2 separate regions of the Homo sapiens genome follow, and region 2 is linked to region 1. Evidence: chromatin contacts called from ENCODE Hi-C or POLR2A ChIA-PET data. All regions are on one chromosome and are shown on one strand. Each heading gives the region's core, a stretch centred on a gene start or an enhancer-like site at or near the end of the contact. The rest is flanking DNA. Distances are from core to core; before and after follow the strand shown.

Region 1 (5,512 bases), core at 81-2,580:
ATTGTCTTGAGAGGAGCAAAAGGAAGCGAGAGGGCATAGCTTTGAAGAACTGGCAATTTGGCAACTTCTCTCCCCTTGCCACCCCTCCCCCACTATCTTAGCTATTTGATCTGATTAAACAGCTTTGGAATGGTAGCCAGACTTCTGTATGCTAACGAGGCCCCTACCCTATTCGCGATTTAATGCGATTTCATCCCCCCAGAGCTTCCCGGTGCCCAGTGGAAGCCTGACTTCGCAGAAGTCTCCCAATTTTGTCAGGGGCTCGCCAGTGAAGAGTTCACACTGACTTGAAGCAGACACAGACTCATTGGACGCCTCGGGTCACATCGGATTATTCATTAGCAAATTCTTTCCACCTTCTATCTAAGTAGTGAAAGGTGACGCCAGAATCGCGTGTGCCACTCCTCTAAAGGGACCCTGATAACACCCAGTCCAGGCTCTACAACTTCTGCCTAGTCACTTGCTTCCTAGCAGTAGAAAGTTTCCAAAGGTTGCCTTAAGTCCTCCCTACCCCTAAGCCTAAAGATCAGAGCTCCAGGTCCCACCACCTAGCAGGAATCTGAGCATTTTGGAAGTTTCTGGTGTAGAGGGAAGAACCGAAGGGGTGGTAGCGGGGAACCGCGCAGAGTAACCCCCCTGCACTACGTAAGGAAAGCCCTGGCTGCAGGAGGGAGCGAGCCTGACATTGAGACGTTCCAGGGGGAGGGTGAGTTGCTGTCCTGGAGTCGCCAGGAACAGCAGCGACAGTTCCAAGAAGCGAGAGAGGAAGGTGGCCGAGATAAAGAGAACACTTCGGGAATAAGAATATTAAAAAGCGGCAGGACCCAGAGCATTAGCAAACGGCAGAGCACATGTAGTAATTTGTTAACACGAAACGGCAGCCTTCCAACTTTTGCACTGAAACACGGGGATTTACCCTTTGGGGGATTAAAAATGTTGATACGCAAAGCCAAAGGCTAATGAATAGGATTCAGTGGCTTGCTGGCAATATTTAAATATTTCTGTCCGGGAGCGCAAACTCTTCTGCAGTTATTTAGAAAAGTAGGGAGTTAAACCAAACTATAATACTCTCCCGTGCGTCTCCACTTTCCCCAGCCCGAAAAGGAGCTACCAGCGCTGTACTGCCCCTTTAAGACCTGCTGGCTCTCGGGCTCTACAAAAGGGAGTGACCTCTGGGCTTTGACAGCTCTCCTAATAACTACCACGGCGCAGGCCCCGCCCACCTAGCTACCAGCAGCGCCGATTGGCCGGCGGGCCGGTATCCCGCGCTGTGATTGGCCCGTCGCTTCCCCTGAGCGAACCTTTAGAACTCTGAGACAATATTCTGTTACATTGTAGCAAAATGGCGACTGTCATTCACAACCCCCTGAAAGCGTAAGTAAGACTAAAAAATGTACATATTCCGCGTGGTTTCAATATGAAAAAAAAGGCGCCTTCTGCGTGGCGAGCGCTGCCAGAGCATTGCGCTTGCAGGCGCCTCCAGCCGCGGCGGGGCTTCTCTCTTCTTTCAGCTCTTACTTCTTCATCTTCTTTTTTTCCCCCAACGCGCAGAAATGTCAGGAGATGCAATTAACAAGAAGAAAATTGTTACATTTGTGTTCTGCTAAATTGCAGAGAGAGCCAGATATAGGGGTTGCAGGCGGAGAAGCCCGGCGCTCGAGCGCTCTACAGCAGGAGGGTCGCGGGAGCTCGGGGACGGCGCGGTCCCCGGAGTCCCCCGCCTCGCGGGCAGGGAGCGCGGCTTCGGGGGCTGCTGGGCGGGGGGCGAGCGTCGGGCAGTGGCCGCCTCGGTGTACTTGGCCGAGCCCCGCGCCCCCGAGCCCGCGGCCCCCGCCCCGCCGCTGGGTCCGCTGGGTCCAGCGGACGGACCGCGGAGGCTCCGGAGTTTGCAGGGCGCTCTTCGCCTTCCGATCGCTCGCGGGGAGTTTGTGCAAACCTTCCGGAGTTGGAGCACCGCGGGGGAAGCAGCGGGTCCCGGGCGTGCTGGGGCCCAGGTGGTCGCCCCGGGCTTTCCCCGGCAGCCCCCGGATCTCGGAGGCGCTCCGGGCGATCGAGCGTGTGTCTGCTCGTGTATTTGCGAGCGAGCTGGCTTTAGTGGATTAACGACTCGGGTTAACTTGGGGTGGATTTGGAGGCAGGGAAGCCGCAGGTCTTATGAATGGTGTTCTCGCCACCTCTGGGTGAGGCGCTGAGGCAGGCGGAGAGGCGGTTTTGGGGCTCCTGGCCCGAGGGGGCAGCGTCTGCTCCCGGCCGGGCGAGGGGCAGGTGCCTCTGGCCGCCTCGGGGAGACTTTGAGCGCTTGCCCAGATCCTGGACAGAGTGGGGCGGGCCGGGCGAGGACTCGCGGGGGCCAGCCCCGGGTCCAACAGCCAATTTCTGCCTGCCTGCCTTCCTCCTCCTTTTCATCCTTCCTTCCTTCCTTCCTTCCTTCCTTCCTTCCTTCCTTCCTTCCTTCCTTCCTTCCTTCCTTCCTTCCTTCCTTCCTTCCAGTCAGTGGAACTGTTAAGCCGCCAAGTCCGCTCGCGATCGCGGAGCCAGGGGTGGCCTCGGAAAACTAGTGTCGCTCTGAAAGGGGTGCTATTGGGTGATGTCGGCAGAGGGTGGCTCCCTCCGTATCCGAGGTGGGCTGGGGGGTCCTCACCCCTTCGACCGGGACTTCCCCGCCCGGACGAAGCCGCAGGCGAAGTGGCAGAGGGAGGTGCAGGTCGGGTGGGGGGCGGTTCATGCCGAATTCTCCCTGGTGCGTGGCCGCTGTCGACCCTGGTTCTTTTAATTCAGCGCATTCTCGTCTTCACCCCTGGCCACTCCTGGAGTTGAAAACCAGGTTCGCTCCCGGGGACGGTAGGGGGTTCCTAACGCAAAGGAATGCACAGGGAGAATCGGACGTGTTTGCGCCAGCTCGTCGCCCATCAGAAATAGGGAAAGGGGTAGGAAGGCCCCAGGTTTCAAATATATTTATATGAAAGCTGCCGTTAAGAGGACGTTGGAAGCTGAGGCTGATCAGATAGGAGCTCCTGGCTTCAGTTCTGGCTCGGAAGCTCGGATACACTGCGCTTGAACGCCACAGCGTTTCACCCAAGAAAGAAAATGTTTTATGGCAGAATAAATGGGCGTAACTTCGCCGCATCCTCGCTGCCGGTTGCTTTCGCTGCAACACCGCTGATGCTGTTTCTACCGAACCCACAACTGATTTTCAGTTTCCCCATTTCCAGCCGAAATCACATAACCGGGCTGATGCCACCTGGTAAACTCAAGTTAGAGAACCTATTTCACATGTGCACCAGGTTTGTTTCCTCCTGGGAAAGCCGTACCCTAGTTACCCGGGAGCCCGCTTTCGCGCGGGCGGGCGCAGTATCTCTAAGCTTGTGTTCCCCTACTCGCTCCAGGGTTTTTTGGATCACAGTAGGGTGCGTGTTTGGGGAGGGAGTCTGTGTAGGGTGGGGTTAAGGGTGGGGGAAGGGACAGACGCGGGAAAGAAGGTGGCGGAATTCTGGCCGGTTAGTGGAATTAGTTCTGAATTGTACTTTGTATAATTAGAAACAGTTGCAACGTGATGTATTTGTAATTGTGTTGCCACCCACATGCAGACACTAGCATACACACAACGCCCCTGCTTGCTTTTTCTAGGTGGGAGTTGCTTGGTCATTTATAATTAGCTATTCCTTTCTGCTTCCCAGACCCTTTCCCTGTGAGTAAAGGGGTATAAACAATACCACTGACCAGCCCAGCCTCTCACACCCTGGACAGTTTTTGACAACTCCTAACGCAGGAGCACACACGTTGTTATTGGGAGAGGGACACCATCTGCCTTTATTTTTTTAAAAATAACTTGTTTAATAAAACATCTTATATATTTCATTTGTTTTTAAAAGTTGCTGATCAGGAAACAATACACACGTGAATAAATTATGCATGGGATAAATTAGAACAAAGTGCAGAGACACATCCAGCCGAAGGGATGGTGGTGGTGCAGGGAGGAGGGGTAGCGGGGAGAATGGTTTGGAGAGCTATGTTTTTATCCTCATGTGTCCCTCCTGACAATGAAACAGAGCTGAACGACATTAGCATTTTCTCTGTGTGCGTTCTGAGTCTCTCTCTTCCCTCCAAAAAAAAAAAAGCCAACACCACGGACGTCTCCTACAGAAAATGGTCACACAAAGGTTTCCTCAGGATGGGGGGATAAAGTGGTGGTAGTTAATGTGTTGGGAAGAAACAAGCTCAGATTTCCAGCAGCACCTATGCAGGGCTCTGCCTACGCTGAGTATGGGCTATTTTTCACTGTACTAGCTTTTTCCACGTGGGACATTCAATAATTCAATTAGCTGGGGTGATGGGATGGCACAATTTTGAATCTCATTGCTTTGGGGTTTTCCTTAGGGTCCCAAGCTCCTGAAGCCACATCTCCTCTCTTAGCAATTTGGCTTTCTTCCTGCCTGTCTTTGATCTCCCCTCAACTCCCTTTCTTTTTCTTCCTTGTTGTACCCTTCACCCCCTTCCTCTCTGAAGCTGACAGCCCAGCTTCTCTCTCTGTTGTCGCCTTTAACATCTTATTACTGCCCAACAGGGTGTTAGAGGCAGAAATAGGAGCCGCCTGCACTGATCAGATCACAAAGGGGACACGGCAGGTGGCCCCCACAACCAAGCAGTCACATCTGGACAAATAGAATTCAAAAGCACTGGTGGACATGTATGATGTGTAAATGTGTATTACATATTATTTAATTTAGCAGCTACATTGTCTGAGCAAAGATGTATGAGAGTTACCCTCATTTCTTACATATACAAGCGAGATAAGGCCCAGGTAGTGAAGTAAACACATGCAGGTAACATAAATATGGATTTGATAAAGGCCTGCATGTAGATTAGTCACGTTCTGGTTGATTTGTGCATACCTGGGAAACATAATGCTATTATTATTATTATTATTATCATTATTTTTTGAGACAGGGTGTTGCTCTGTTGCCCAGGCTGGAGTGCAGCAGCAGGATCTTGGCTCACTGCAACCTCTGCCTCCTGGGTTCAAGTGATTCTTGTGCCTTAGCCTCCAGAGTAGCTGGGATTACAGGCGCGCACCACTACACCTGGCTAATTTTTGTGTTTTTTAGTGGAGACGGGGTTTCTCCATCTTGGCCAGCTGGTCTCAAACTCGTGGCCTCAAGTGATCTGCCTGCCTTGGCCTCCCAAAGTGCTGGGATTATAGGAGTGAGCCACGATGTCTGGCCACATAATGCTTTTAATATAAATTTGAATCTTAATATTCTAGTTCAGATAAACCACCTTCCCCCAAATCTGCAATCAGTACTTTAAACAACTTACTCTTGTATTATCAAAATCCTGGTTGGTATGCATTTAACTGAGAATGTCTGCCACCTTCTGCCAGACTTGATTATACACATATATGTCTATTATTATAATTGCCTACTTAGAAAAAAATTATTATTATTAAATTCCATATGAACCAACAGGGCTTTACCTTAAGTAATTATTTATAAAGAGACCCATAAACTATTTT
Region 2 (5,259 bases), core at 30-2,529, 3.1 Mb before region 1:
GTGTATGTTAAATGTAGTCTATTTATTGCCCATCTTCTCCCACTACAACATAATCACATGAGGGCAGGAACTTTGCTTTATTCATTGCTGTATCTCCAGCACCTAGGACACTGCCTGATACACAGTAGGGGCTCAATAAATATTTGTTGAATGAATGAATAACTACATTCACATCCCCAGGTACTAAAAAACATTCACGTATCAGCAGGCCTGGTGACCTTCAAAACACTTAGAGATTTCACAGCAGACACTAAAGACTTGCTCTGGGGCCCAATCTTTTAGTAAGTGCGATCCTAACCAGTTTTAAAGATAAAAAGGCCTGATGGGGGTTACAAAGGAGGAAGGTAGACACTGAACTTGGGTCTTGAATCTAGCTCCATTATTTACTAACTATAACGCTGGGTAAACCACAGCCTCATAGGCAGCAGTAGCTAACCTCTTCTGACCTCTTCCGTGATAACATATGCCAAGCACTGAGTTACACGCTTCCCATGTATTGTTGCATTTCCTTTTCACTGTAACACCTCCATTCTAGGCATAAGGAAACCAAGGCTCGGAAAGGTTAAATCGTTTTTTAGGTTTTTTTTTTTTTTTTGAACCCAGGCAACAGCTCTATGCTCCATCTGGCCTCAGTGCCTGAGCACCTAATCACTCCCTCACGTTACAAATCGGTCTTGGTTTCCTTAACTACTGAGGTAACTGAGGTTAACTCCCACCTCCCCACGGGGATTACCGGGAAGAAAGGCCGTCCCTGCCTGCCTCCCTTCCATGCATAAAACAGTGCGGCTTTTGCAGGAACTTCTGCGACGAGGTGTCCCAAAGGAAAAACTCTAGGATGGGAGCGAGTGCGACCCCGGCCGGGGCTCCCCTATCACCCTGTGATCGATCTGTTCTGGGGAAGTTCGCACTCGGGGCTCTAGAAAACGGAGAAAGGCTCGGAAATTTCCCACGGTCCTAGACGCCGGCGGGGACAGGGTGTTTTCTACTTTCTGAGGATTTTAAAGAAAGCAAACCCCAGGCCAGCAGCGGCGGAGCCCACAGTGGCCTGGGGGCGGGGCGGTGAGGCTGCCTCCTTCTGGGCCTCACCCGGCGCGGCGCGAGGCCTGCCGCCCTGAGTCGCCTCAGAGAAGTCGGGGCCGGCGGGGTCGCTCCTCCCCACCCGCCAAATCCTGGCCCCCAAGGCCCCCGAATTGGTCCTCACGGAGGTAGCCAAGCTGTAGCGAAGCTCCTCGTCCAAGTCGAGCAAATCCTCCATCTCCGCGGCCGCCTGACGTCACTTCCTGGAAACCGACTGGCCCAGACGCGTCCCTGCTAACAGCCCCGCCCCTCCACCCCAATTTTTAAAGGGTACGCAGCATGGTTCCTGGATTCTGTGTGCCATCCTCCAAACTACCGAATCTTTCTTAAATCTGCCTTGCTTGACATCTGGAAGCAACCTCCGGTTATTAAAACTCGCCAACGCTGCTCCTGCGAGACGGTAAAATAATTTGGTCGTTAGGAACTGTCTGTATTTGTAGCTCTGTTTAAATATATCAATATATTAAGTGCAAAGCACTACTACTGCTATACTGATGCCTCCCACTTGTACAGCTCTTTGCAAGGTACAGAAGGCCGTCACAGTTATTGGCTTAACGTGAGGGGCATTAACAACCTTGTGTGGGAAGCAAGATAAGTGGTATTGTTTCCATTTGACAGATGAGAAAACAGGGAATCAGGTGTAATAAATGGTTTACCATGAATTATGGAAACTGCAATATACATAATCTCTGCCTTCAAGAAGTTTACAGAGAGGCTGAATCAACACATCAAATAGCTGAGTAGTAATAACTTTCAAAAGTACAAATATTCAATATCTCATTAAATCCCAATAATCCCGCAAAGTGAGTAGCAGTAGTATCTCTAACACAACAATAAAGCACACTGAGGTACAAAGAAGGGGCTTGAGGAAAATCACCTAAGTGCCAAGCAGCAGAGCCAAATGCCCTTCTGACACCAGACATTACTGGAGTATTTATCTCCAGCACATACTACTGGGTGCCAGCCATTCTCCTAGGCTGGCAGAGGGAGATGTACCACAAATTCCCAGCCTAATGGGGCATTTAAGTTGCGTCTTTGTTGACTCTTCATATGAGATCTCCAAGTCAATATCACTGGCCAGGTCCCTGACACTGGTTGGCTGAGATCCATAGGAGATGGGCTGATAGCCCTGAAAGCAAACAACATTCCAGTATTATGTTGAGGGGAAGGCCTGGATGGACACAGGTTAAAAGCAAGGATTCGGAAGTGGGAGTAGCACCCCTGAAACCTCATTGCAAGCATTTCTTAAATATCCAGTAAATCACTCAGTTCAGTCACACATGTTACTGGATAGGACTGTGTGTTAGCATGCCTGTGACAGCAAGAGCACTGGCCTGGATATCAGAAGAGCTGTGTTCTCATCTTAGCTCTCCTGAAAACTACCTGTGTAGTCAGAGCAGAGCCCTTTCCGCTATCAGTTTCCTCCCTTGTAATTACTTTAGAGATTATCTCTAAGATCCTTTGTTAACTTGCTTCTCAGTGAGAATACTTTGTTAGATTTTAATCTGAAGAAACACTCATTGCCAAAAATCCAAGACAGATGAAATATAGGCTCCAATGAATCCCTTGTTCCCTTCTTCTTCGGCACCAGATGAGGAAGAAGGGATTAATCTTTGGATTTTTCCATTTCTTGTAAGCTCACAGCATACGACCATCACCTTATAGTCAGTTTCCAGACCTTCACCCCCACTTCTTCCCCAACTTGCTGAAAACAGAAGGCAAATGGTCCTCACTCTGGGCAGAGAGGTACCCTGCAGTAGTAGCTTCCAGAACTTGCTTAGCACCTGAATCACGTGTGAGGTTTGTAAAGAAACAGAGATGCCAGGGCCTCAGCTCTGGAGACTGATTTGGTAGAGGTGGAGTCCAAAAAAGTATAACTTTAATAATTTTCCTTCCTATCTTGCAACTGTCTGCTCAAAGGCCTTCCCTTATCACCCTATTTGAAACTGCAACATCCCCCAACCTAGGCACACCCCATCCTCCTTCCCTGCTTGATTTTCTGCCACACCACATTTGTTTGTTTGCTTGTCTGTTTGAGACACGGTCTTGCTCTGTCGTCCAGGCTGGAGTGCAGTGGTGCAATCTTGGCCCCCTGTAAACTCTGCCTCCCTGGCTCAAGTGATTATCCTGCCTCAGCCTCCCAAGTAGATGCCTGCGCCAACATGCCGGGCTAATTTTTCCATTTTTTTGTAGAGACTGGGTTTCGCCGTGTTGCTGGGGCTGGTCTCGAATTCCTGAGCTCAAGTAATCCTCCTGCATGGGCCTCCCCAAATGCTGGGATTACAGGCGTGAGCCACTGCACCTGGCTCAGCACTTTTTACCGTACTACATCATTTACATATTTATTTAGTTTATCGCCTCCTCCACTGCCCCACCCCTGCCTCTAAAATAAAATTTCCCTGAGGGCAGGAGTTTTGTTTCGTTCACTGATATTCTTCACAGAGCCTAGAATAGTGCCTGGTATATAGTAAACATTAAACTTTTTCTGAAATTTCAGAGGCAGTATAGCATAGTAATTAAGTCCAGAATCTGGCAACGTCCTGGGTCCAAATCCCAACAGCTGACACCTAATAACTATGTGACCTTGGGCAAGTTACTTTTAAAGTTTCTACCCCTAGGTTTCCCATTGGTTTTGCAAATGAAAGTAATGCCTACCCAAGCTAGATAGCCTGTGTAAAATATCGCCTCCATCACTCACAAGCAGTGTGGTCTGTAAAAAAAAAAACAAAAAACTCTATGCCTCAGTTTCCTCATCCGTAAAGTGACCCACCGCTGTGCTGGGATACAGAGAACAGCCCCTTCAGTTAGTGGCCTGGAAGCCAGACCTCTCAGAAAGGGTCCAGGAAGGCTGGAGTGAGATGGGGTGGGAGCGGCACTCACTCTCAGGAAAGTTCAGTTCAGAGGCAAGCCCTGTGTTGCGGGGTGCGGGGAGCCACGTGCCCTACCCTCCCTTGGCTGCTCGTGGGAAAAGGCCTAGAGGTTCGGGCCGAGAAGAGGAGCGAAAGCACAGAGCCGACTTCCCCTCACCCATCTGGGAAATGGGCTCGGGCCAACTGCTGACTTCGCGCTCGCTGGCGCAGCTCCCTGCGGAGACCTCGGCGGGGAGGGAGGCTGAACATCTGGATGACATTTCTGCGAGAGCGGCTCCGGAGCGGCGGTCGGGGAGGGAGAGGTGCGCTCGTGCGCACGTCGGGCCGGGAGGGAGGCGATTCCTCGGGGCCTGGGTCTTGTTTTTCTCGCTCTCTACCGCAGCCCCTTCTCCCGCCCCTCAGCCCCCACCCCGCAGCCCCCAGCCCCCGAGCCTCCCCGGCTCCCGACCAGCCGAGCTCCTTCACTGGCGGCCTCGCCTCGCCAGAGGGCACCCTCGATCTTCCGGAAAACGCCACCATTTTTCACTGCCCCTGGAGCGTCTCCAGGCTTCTGCCCGCCTCCCGACTCCGATCTTGTCAATGAAGAATCGGGCCAGGATCGCCGCGGAGCGGACGCCGACCCTCCGACCCGGCTCGCAGGCTGGGAGTCCCCTCTGCGAGGCTGGCATGGCCGCCCCTACCGGGTCCCGCGCCCTCTGCGGACCCTGCCCCGGGTTGGGCCTGGCCCGCGGGCGGCCCCGGGACCGGGGGACCAGGAGGGAGAGTAGACGCGGGCCGCGGACGGCGCGGACTGACAGCTGGCGAGAGGGCGCCGGGGCTGGGGGAAAGGGAGGGAGGGGGCTCATCGGAGTAACTTTCCAGAAAAACAGCCAACGTGTGGCAGGAGTGATTCCAAGAGGGGAAAAAAAGTTCAGCTACCACGTCGAACGAGAGGACTCGCAAAGTATTTTTCAAAAGGGCTCGGCTTTTCCTGTGCCTGTTTAAAACATTAACATCGTGCAGCAAAAGAGGCTGCGTGCGCTGGTCCCTCCCTCCCCCACCCCAGGCCAGAGACGTCATGGGAGGGAGGTATAAAATTTCAGCAGAGAGAAATAGAGAAAGCAGTGTGTGTGCATGTGTGTGTGTGTGAGAGAGAGAGGGAGAGGAGCGAGAGGGAGAGGGAGAGGGAGAGAGAGAAAGGGAGGGAAGCAGAGAGTCAAGTCCAAGGGAATGAGCGAGAGAGGCAGAGACAGGGGAAGAGGCGTGCGAGAGAAGGAATAACAGCTTTCCGGAGCAGGCGTGCCGTGAACTGGCTTCTATTTTATTTTATTTT

The links. Hi-C counts contacts between places; a loop is a spot of excess contacts on that map. ChIA-PET counts read pairs that join two places held with the same protein, here RNA polymerase II (POLR2A). Pooled maps may share reads with other maps.
Region 2: a loop to region 1 is called in a map of CD4-positive, alpha-beta T cell, with 6 times the contacts of the local background. The contact joins the promoter of IFT43 here to the promoter of DPF3 in region 1. A Hi-C loop is called at or near these places in 3 of 168 maps with a recorded cell type or tissue (CD4-positive, alpha-beta T cell, CD8-positive, alpha-beta T cell and naive thymus-derived CD4-positive, alpha-beta T cell) and 5 of 50 pooled maps. POLR2A ChIA-PET finds 5 or more read pairs at or near these places in 2 of 52 experiments (activated B cell and activated T-cell).

Annotation. Positions count from the first base shown.
Region 1 is chr14:72,889,919-72,895,430 of GRCh38, reverse strand. DPF3 (double PHD fingers 3) reads left to right here and starts at 1,330. Exons shown (of 11, transcript NM_001280542.3): 1 at 1,330-1,374. The coding sequence starts at 1,343. RefSeq lists an enhancer at 1,076-1,370.
Region 2 is chr14:75,981,783-75,987,041 of GRCh38, reverse strand. IFT43 (intraflagellar transport 43) reads right to left here and starts at 1,279. Exons shown (of 9, transcript NM_001102564.3): 1 at 1,202-1,279. The coding sequence starts at 1,255. It overlaps TGFB3 (transforming growth factor beta 3), which reads left to right and starts at 5,047. Exons shown (of 7, transcript NM_003239.5): 1 at 5,047-5,259. RefSeq lists silencers at 989-1,298, 4,253-4,372, 4,503-4,742 and enhancers at 1,125-1,626, 4,413-4,472.